3 separate regions of the Homo sapiens genome follow, and regions 1 and 2 are each linked to region 3. Evidence: chromatin contacts called from ENCODE Hi-C or POLR2A ChIA-PET data. All regions are on one chromosome and are shown on one strand. The core of a region is the stretch at or near the end of the contact, and the rest is flanking DNA. Distances in the headings are between cores, read along the strand shown.

Region 1 (2,700 bases), core at 26-2,525, 50 kb before region 3:
GGCTTGCCCGCAGAGGTGAGCCCGGCTGGGGTGGGGCCTTACACCTGGTGCCTGTGTCAGCCTCCCCTGGATGGGATTTGGAGTTTCAGTGGATACCAACACCCATGGAGGGCCCACGATGACCTGCTTTCCAATTAAGTGAACACCTCAAAGTCCCTTCCGGCGTAAACAATCTCTGATTCCTTGATTTAATCCTCCACAGTTAAAGGAACCTCTGCACTAATGGGCTTGAGTGACGTCTTTTTGCACAGTAATACGTGGTCGTATAACCCCCACAACGTGTCTCTAAATCCATGTAACAGTCACTGCTCTCAATAGTGATCACAGTTGTGCAGAATTGAGATCTGAATGCTGGTTGTGGTTGTGCAGAGCTGACATCTGAATGCTGGTTGTGGTTGTGCAGAGCTGACATCTGAACGCTGGTTTTGGTTGTGCAGACCTGAGATCTGAATGCTGGTTTCGGCTGTGCAGAGATGAGATCTGAATGCTGGTTTCGGCTGTGCAGAGATGATATCTGAATGCTGGTTTCGGCTGTGCAGACCTGAGACCTGAATGCTGGTTTCGGCTGTGCAGAGATGAGATCTGAATGCTAGTTTCAGCTGTGCAGAGATGAGATCTGAATGCTGGTTTCGGCTGTGCAGACCTGAGATCTGAATGCTGGTTTCGGCTGTGCAGAGCTGAGATCTGAATGCTGATTTCAGCTGTGCAGACCTGAGATCTGAATGCTGGTTTCTACAGTGGATTTGTCACATTCACACGTAGCGGGGCTTGGGACTTGAATGTATCTTTTTGGAGGGACACAATTCAACCCATAACACGCCCCTCCTGGGCACCTGCACCTGGTGGCGGCCCACACTGTGGATAAAGGCCTGGCCCCAGGCTCCACTCGGGACAACCCTGAAGGGGTGTGCCAGCTCCAGAGCTTCCCCAGGGACCAGCGGTTAGGGCATCACTGCCCGACGACTCCCTCTACCCCACTGGCTTTCCTTCTCTCCCTTCACAGACCCTAAACCCAAGAGCACTGCCCCGCCACCAATAAACACTCTTCTGTCTCTGAGTGAGCTTCCCCGGGGACCCAACCTGCATCAGGGACTCACCTATGTGGGGACATGGCCCATGCTGACGCGTGGCCTGGGGGACATGCCCCATGCTGAAGCATGGGTTGGGGGACACGGGGCCCATGCTGACGCGTGGGTTGGGGGACATGGCCCATGCCGACGCATGGCCTGGGGGACATGCCCCATGCTGAAGCGTGGGTTGGGGGACACAGGCCCATGCTGACACGTGGGTTGGGGGACACAGGCCCATGCCGACGTGTGGCCTGGGGGACACAGGCCCATGCTGATGTGTGGCTGTGAAACTAACACATCACCCAAGGCCTCCAGGTGAGGGTCCCCTCATAGCCACGCTGTGACAGGACGAGGTTGTTCCAGAACGTTTCAGAGGCTACCCCTAGGCAGCCATCTCCAGACTCCATTGATGAGCAGCCTTGGGAACCTCCCCCCACCCCACTGTGCCCCACCCGCGTCTGATGATCCTCCCGGTCTGTAAACCTTGGCCCGGCCGACTTTAAGCAATTGTCAGTTATGTACTCACTTCTGCCTCCAAGACGTCAGTCAGCCTCTACTGTACACGGCTCACACTGGGCGCCAAGGACGTGTAGCTCACGGTCATGGCCCTGACCTCGAGTGGCTCAGACTCGGTGGGAATGAAGACAAACACACAGCTTTCCATGACACAGAGTGACGGGTGTGGGAGAGGCAGCCGCCGGCTGCCGTGGGAATCCAGAGAAATGAGACTCAATCCAGACCCGGTCCACGCAGGTGCCTCAGAGACAGTGAGGGGGATGGTGGTCCTGGGAGGGGCACACTGTGGCTGCTCCTGCACAGCCAGGGAGCTACAGGGGTTTCCACGTGGCCAGGCGCAGCAGGGAGGCAGGCACCTGATTGTGAAATGAACAACTATTGAGCTCCATAGGTTACTAAACTAGTTGGAGGCAGCTATCCCCAGTACTACTCGGGCCACAATACAATGCCTGATACTTTTGGTGGCTGTGGATCTGTACCGTGTTTAGCACACGGCCTGGGAGTTAGGACCCTCCCTCTCCCCTTTTCTGGTCTGGAGGTTTCACCTGAACCCTATTCATTCCACATGGGGGGCTGATTTTTTTGATCAGATCAGTCCTGGGTCTTCACCAGCTCATCTGACTGGTCTGCCAAAGTTACTTCAACTTTAATTTATGAATTCTGTGACCATATTCCTCACATCACAGGATTTCCAATCTTCAGATAAGAGAGGGAGGGTAAAAACCTTTGGGTCAATTTAGTTAGGTTTACACTTTGAGAACTAGAAAATTTCTAACCAGGGAAAGTGAAAGAACGTGAGAGCCTCGGCACAGGTCAAATGCAAAAACACCTAAGAAATCAAGACAACTGAAAAGAGAGGCTGGGCGTGGTGGCTCACACCTGTAATCCCAGCACTTTGGGAGGCCGAGGAGGGCAGATCACTTGAGGTCAGGAGTTTGAGACCAGCCTGGCCAACATGGTGAAACCCTGTCTCTACTAAAAATACAAAAATTAGCCAGGTGTGGTGGGCCCCTGTAATTTCAGCTACTCGAGAGGCTGAGGCATGAGAATTGCTTGAACCTGGGAGGTAGAGGTTGCAGTGAGCCAAGATCGCACCACTGCACTCCAGCCTGGG
Region 2 (2,700 bases), core at 167-2,666, 48 kb after region 3:
AGGTCAAATCATTTTCATAATACTGAGCACCATGGTTTTTTTTAAAACTCTCATTCCCTCGTTATATACCGTATGTACTTTTCCTGAGGCCACATGACTTGTAATTACATCATTCTGATGGCTAAAATAACGTGTTTGTGTGTTCCTGTGTTTTAAAGTTTTCTCAGTTTTAATTTCTAACACAATACAAATCATTAGATATAACAAACGTAAACAAAAACTCATTTGGAACCCTTGATGATAATAATAATAATAATTATTATTATTTTTGTTTTTGAGACGGAGTCTCACTCTGTCGCCCAGGCTGGAGTGCAGTGGTGCGATCTGGGCTCACTAAAAGTTCCGCCTCCCGGGTTCACGCCATTCGCCTGCCTCAGCCTCCCGAGTAGCTGGGACTACAGGCGCCTGCCACCACACCTGGCTAATTTTTGTATTTTTAGTAGAGACGGGGTTTCACCGTGTTAGCCAGGATGGTCTCGATCTCCTGACCTTGTGATCTGCCCACCTCAGCCTCCCAAAGTGCTGGGATTACAGGCGTGAGCCACTGCACCCGGCAGAACCCTTGATAATTTTTTTAAGAGTATAAAGGGGTTCTGAGACCAGTGTTATACTAAATCAACATTGAATCACACATTCACATACAGACACTGTGATCAGCCATTTATGCCAACAAGTAGAATCCAAAGAGCACCTCAAATCTGGTGATCTCAGTGGGGAGTGCAGAATGCCTGGGAGGGGGCTTCTGGGGAGGCGAGAAGTGCTGGCTTTAGATCTAAACATGGATGGTGGCTGCACAGATTTGTATACTTTGTAAAAATTCACTCAGCTCCACACTTAGTATTTGTGTACTTTTTCTGTATTATGTTAATCTTCAATAAAGGAATAAAATAATAAATAAAATAAAAGCAAGCCCAACAACCCATTTAAGAAGCTGGGTTGAAATGGTACATTAAATTCTGGCCTTATTTTAAAAACATAAAAATTATAGTTATCCGAAACCAAAACTAAGGAGGAATAAAGCAAGTTGGAGAACAATACAATTTGTATGATATAATTTAAAAACAAGCAAAAAATAGAATCAAATGTACAGAAAACTCAACCTCACATATATTTGTTCAGATATATAGATAAAGGCACAGAAAACAGTCTGGAAGGAGAAATAACAAATTGTTGATATGTTACCTCTGGAGAGAGGAAAATGTCTGCATTCATGAAGGAGAGCTTACGTACTGCTTTTTTTTTTAAATGTAGTCAAGTATTTTACAATGGGAAGCTATATGAACACCACTTGGGTATTTTTAAAAACTACAATGCAGGAAGACTCAGAGGGAGCACGTGATTTAACCCTAGTCTCTTCAGTTCGTATACTGCTTAGGAGGTTTATCCTCATTCCCATTTAACATAATTTGGTCACTTTGTTTACTCACTGGCTCTTAAACTTGTGGGTAAAAAGGGAAGTTATGACTCAATGTCACTTAACTGTGTCATTTCTGTATTTTATTGTTGATGAGTATACTGTAGAGAATTCATGATTCTTATTTCTCCATGAGTCAAAGATGTGAGAGATGCAATTTAACAAATATATGAAAGGTCAAGTTTTAAAACTGTCCGATCACTGTCAGCTAAGCCCACTTGTAGCAAACCACAGTATAATTTTAACATCAGGACCTTCTTCAAGAGCTGATATCTTTCATTTATATGTAACTTTTATAACCTAATATTTATTAGGTATTTAAGAAAAGTAATTTTCAGAAAGTATTATTTCAGAAAGAACCATGTAATTACATGATTACAAATGAGGAGTACAGAACAGAAGGAAGAAATTACAATGAGAAGTAGAAGTCTCCTCATTTGACACCTCTCCACCCCTACTAATCCTATTCGCCTAGAAGAAATAACTGTTTCATTTGTGTTTTATCTTTTGGTGGTTACCTCCACATCTCATAAGTTTTAGATATTATTTGCCCATTCCCTGTTGTCAGACTTGAATTTAGCTCTCTTGCCTTCCCCAACCTCTCCCCACCTCCCAATATAGTTGTATCACTCATCTAAGTGGTATAATGAACCCCCCATTTCCCTCTTATAGCAACCACAAACTATAATCTCCCCGGTTTACTAGATGAGAACTCTAACACTCCTATCCTGTCATTGTTTTTGAAATTTCATGAGAATATGTCTAGATATAGATCTTTTTTCATTTATATGCTGAGTCCCTTCAGTCTAAAGACATTTCTCCTTCAGCTAGGGGAAATTCTTCTCTATTATTTCTTTAATTTCCTCCTCTTGGTTTTTAGTTCTTGCTGGAATTCTTATTCGCTGGGTGCTAGATCTCCTAGAACAGTCCCTCTGGGCCTTACTTACGTCTTTCAAACCTTCCATGACATTTCTTCTTTTGTTCTACATTTTAGGAAATTTCTTTGACTTTGAACCCTTCCAACAAATTTATATTGGCAGTAATTATTCATCTTCAAGAGCTCGTTCCTATTCTGGCTGTTCCTTTTACATTGTGTCTGGTTCTCAATTAATGGAAGCAGTATCTCCTGAAATCTTTGATCAATACTAATTACCAGTAGCTTTTTACAGTGCTTTTGTTTTTCCAGAACTTTTAGCAGTTCTCTTCTACTCCTTGATATATGTTTCCTCCGGGGGCACTTTTCCTCTTTCATTATCATAATCTTCCTCTTTCAGATTGCAGGCTTT
Region 3 (2,700 bases), core at 48-2,547:
GTTTCCCTATGTTGCTCAGGCTGGTCTTGAACTCCTGGCCTCAAGCAATCTTCCCGCTTCGCGGGGTCAATAACGATCAGTATCGATCTAGCCAGGGCAGGTCCAAGCCGTTTCCTTTAAGGGTTCCCTTCTGAACATCCTTTTCTCATTTAGACTTGGGAGGCAGGACTCAGCACCTGTTTTTTTTTTTCCATAGGCGGAGGTGATGGGCCGGTGAGGCTGGAGAGAAAGAGCCTCGGCCAGAATTCCGAACTCCGAAGCTGACCCAGCTCCCGTCCCTCACACTTCCCGGCTGAGATTTATGGCACAAAACCAGGGATCGTGGATTCTGGCATTGCATTTTGGTGCTTTTTTGCCTGCTTCATAACCAGGCCCTAATACACAGGCGATTTTCAGAGGTTGGAAAATGCGTCCTTCCCTTTCCCTCAGTTTGTGGCTTAGACGGCCACGTCCAAGTTACTTTATCAGGAGAAATCCTTAAGAAACAGTTTCACTGTGAAGTGCTCAAGTTCAAGGCTTCCGGTGGCCCCTCAGGGCCCACGCCGCTAGGAGGGAAGCCTTCAGTCCCAGGCTGGAGACAGGCCGCGTGCTCTGAAAGGGCACAAATGAGGCGACCCTGGGGCTCTGGTCCCAGAAAGTCTCTCCAGCCTGGTTCCCCACCTGTAAGTCGGGAGGGTGCACTCAGCCCTTAAGCAGGAGGCTTTAACTCCTGAAATGCTTAGTGAGAGAAACTAAAACACTTGCAGGGAGGGAAAAATCCCGGCAGAATGGCCCATCCCCCGGGGCCATTTGCCTCTCGGTCCACCCAACCCGTGGAAAAGCCGGACTTCCAGGGCGGCTCCCGGCGGCGGCTAAACTATCGGGTGGCAAGAACGCGGAAATGCGAAGCAGCTGCTGGTGGAGCCCGCAGGCCAGGGTGGGACTGTCGCCCGGGGCGGGGCTAGGAGGGGAGGGGCGGGGCGAGGAGGGGCGGGGCGAGGCGAGGTTGGCCACGGGATTGGGCTAGGTGAGGCCGACCGGGAGGGGGCGAATCTGGGGGCGGGGCGAGATGAGGGTAGTCCGAGGACTGAGCGAGCCCGGGCGGGCCCGTAGGCGAGGCGAGATGAGGCTGGCCAGGGGGCGGGGCGGGCCCGGGCGGGAGGGGCGGGGCGGGGCGGGCCCGGGCGGGAGGGGCGGGGCGGGCCCGGGGGCGGGGTGCGTCCAGGGGAGGGGCGGAGCGAGGCGGGTCCGGGGCCTGGCGGCGCGCGGAGGGGCGGGCCCTGGCCGGGTGGTCCCGGGCGGATCCCGGGAAGGCGGAAGGCTTCGGCAGAGCTGCGCCGCCGAGGCTGAGCGGTCCCTTCTCGCTGCGGCCGCCCAGGTGCCCGCGCCCGTGGCGCTATGGAGGCGGCGCTGCTGGGGCTGTGTAACTGGAGCACGCTGGGCGTGTGCGCCGCGCTGAAGCTGCCGCAGATCTCCGCTGTGCTAGCGGCGCGCAGCGCGCGGGGCCTCAGCCTTCCGAGTTTACTTCTGGAGCTGGCAGGGTAAGGCCCGGGGCGGCCGGGGCTGCCTCCTGCCCCCTCGCAGCTGCTGCCGGCTGGGAGCCCAGGAGAGCCTCGGCTCGAAGTAGGGCGGGGATGATCCCCGCGCGCCGGCGTCGCAGCTGGGCGGCCGAGGGTGAACTAGGGAGCCTAGGGGCTCGGGGTGCTCTTCCCACGGCCACCCGCCACCCGCGTACATTGTTTCTCACCAAGCCCCGCGTGGCACGAATTGATTGCGCACGCCCATTTTACAGATGAGAAAACAGACCCAGCGGAGGCAGCCCTTGGTGCGCTAGTGACAAAACCTGCTGGCCCTGAGCAAGGCCATTTGCACCTCGAGGCTGTCATATTCATTGTCCCTAAACTCACCACGCACCGTCAACCTCGTTCTCGGGCCTCGGTTTCCTCACCTGTGAAATAAGGGGTTGAACTAAGAATGTATGAATCTCTTCTCTTCTCCCGGTGATTGGTGGGGAATCTTTCCTGGTTATTTAATGAGATTCCTTGGGAGAGGGTCTTAAGACAATTGCATTTCTTGTAGAAAGAAGTTTCCTTAGTCATCTGTAAGGAAGTTGGAGAGTCTCTGCAGTTGGGAAGGGGTGACGGAAAGGTCGTTAAATCCTTGATTCTGAGGCAGCTTCTAAGGCTTTCCTATTCAAAGTATTCATCATGCCAGAGCGCCAAACTTTTGGGGTATCATTTTTGAGCCCCAACAATAGGAAAACACATACCTCAACCTAGTGGTCTCGCCCCTTCCCCCTGGCCAGGCCAGGCCTTCCCCTTTGCCCCCCGCCATCACCCAGTGGGGTCTGAAGCCTGGTCCTCCACACAAGCCTTCCTGGTGGGCGGGGTGGGGGGTGCGGCATACAGGATGGGAAGAAGCCAAGGGGTGCGGGGGAGAAAGAGGAGACCTCAGGTGTGGGAGGGTGAGGGGTCCCACTCAGGCTTTGGACCCCGCGCCGGCCCTATGGAGCCCGGCCCTGGGCACAGTCATCCAATAGGGGGCTTTGAGGGGAAATTTTTGGGAAAGGCTTGCAGTGGGAGGGACTGTGACCTCTTCCAGGCTTGTGAGTGACTCTACCCTGCGGGGTGGGGAGGGGGGGGTCCCAGGCTGGATGGCAGGGTTGAGAGGCACCCAGGGGAGGTGGGCAGCATGCGTTTCAGGTTGGTGCCACCACCAGGC

Evidence for each region. A loop is a pair of places that touch in the nucleus more often than their neighbours do. ChIA-PET counts read pairs that join two places held with the same protein, here RNA polymerase II (POLR2A). Pooled maps may share reads with other maps.
Region 1: a loop to region 3 is called in a map with no recorded cell type, with 6 times the contacts of the local background. The contact joins the enhancer-like site here to the promoter of SLC66A3 in region 3. A Hi-C loop is called at or near these places in 2 of 37 single-sample maps with no recorded cell type and 6 of 50 pooled maps. POLR2A ChIA-PET finds 5 or more read pairs at or near these places in 2 of 52 experiments (CD4-positive, alpha-beta memory T cell and naive thymus-derived CD4-positive, alpha-beta T cell).
Region 2: a map of PC-3 shows a loop between it and region 3 (4-fold over the local background). The contact joins the enhancer-like site here to the promoter of SLC66A3 in region 3. A Hi-C loop is called at or near these places in 8 of 168 maps with a recorded cell type or tissue (B cell, CD14-positive monocyte, PC-3 and 4 more), 1 of 37 single-sample maps with no recorded cell type and 4 of 50 pooled maps. POLR2A ChIA-PET finds 5 or more read pairs at or near these places in 8 of 52 experiments (A549, B cell, CD8-positive, alpha-beta memory T cell and 5 more).

The regions. Positions count from the first base shown.
Region 1 is chr2:11,103,721-11,106,420 of GRCh38, forward strand. It overlaps FLJ33534 (Putative uncharacterized protein FLJ33534), which reads right to left. Exons shown (of 9, transcript NR_040080.1): 8 at 1,597-1,942. Among named protein-coding and RNA genes, the nearest start is that of FLJ33534, 27 kb to the right of the region's middle. RefSeq lists enhancers at 1-68, 79-248, 269-418, 1,227-1,726. Within about 2 kb of position 1,276, at least 3 of the 41 ENCODE cell types and tissues checked have a DNase peak (open chromatin) inside an H3K27ac peak, as active enhancers do.
Region 2 is chr2:11,202,240-11,204,939 of GRCh38, forward strand. All of the region lies in intron 20 of ROCK2 (Rho associated coiled-coil containing protein kinase 2), which reads right to left. Among named protein-coding and RNA genes, the nearest start is that of SLC66A3, 48 kb to the left of the region's middle. RefSeq lists a silencer at 1,264-1,558. Within about 2 kb of position 1,417, at least 5 of the 41 ENCODE cell types and tissues checked have a DNase peak (open chromatin) inside an H3K27ac peak, as active enhancers do; they include CD14-positive monocyte, PC-3 and endothelial cell of umbilical vein, where a contact is called at or near this core.
Region 3 is chr2:11,154,170-11,156,869 of GRCh38, forward strand. It overlaps SLC66A3 (solute carrier family 66 member 3), which reads left to right and starts at 1,298. Exons shown (of 7, transcript NM_152391.5): 1 at 1,298-1,520. The coding sequence starts at 1,378. It also overlaps a transcript of CIMIP5 not described here. RefSeq lists silencers at 885-1,364, 1,475-1,714.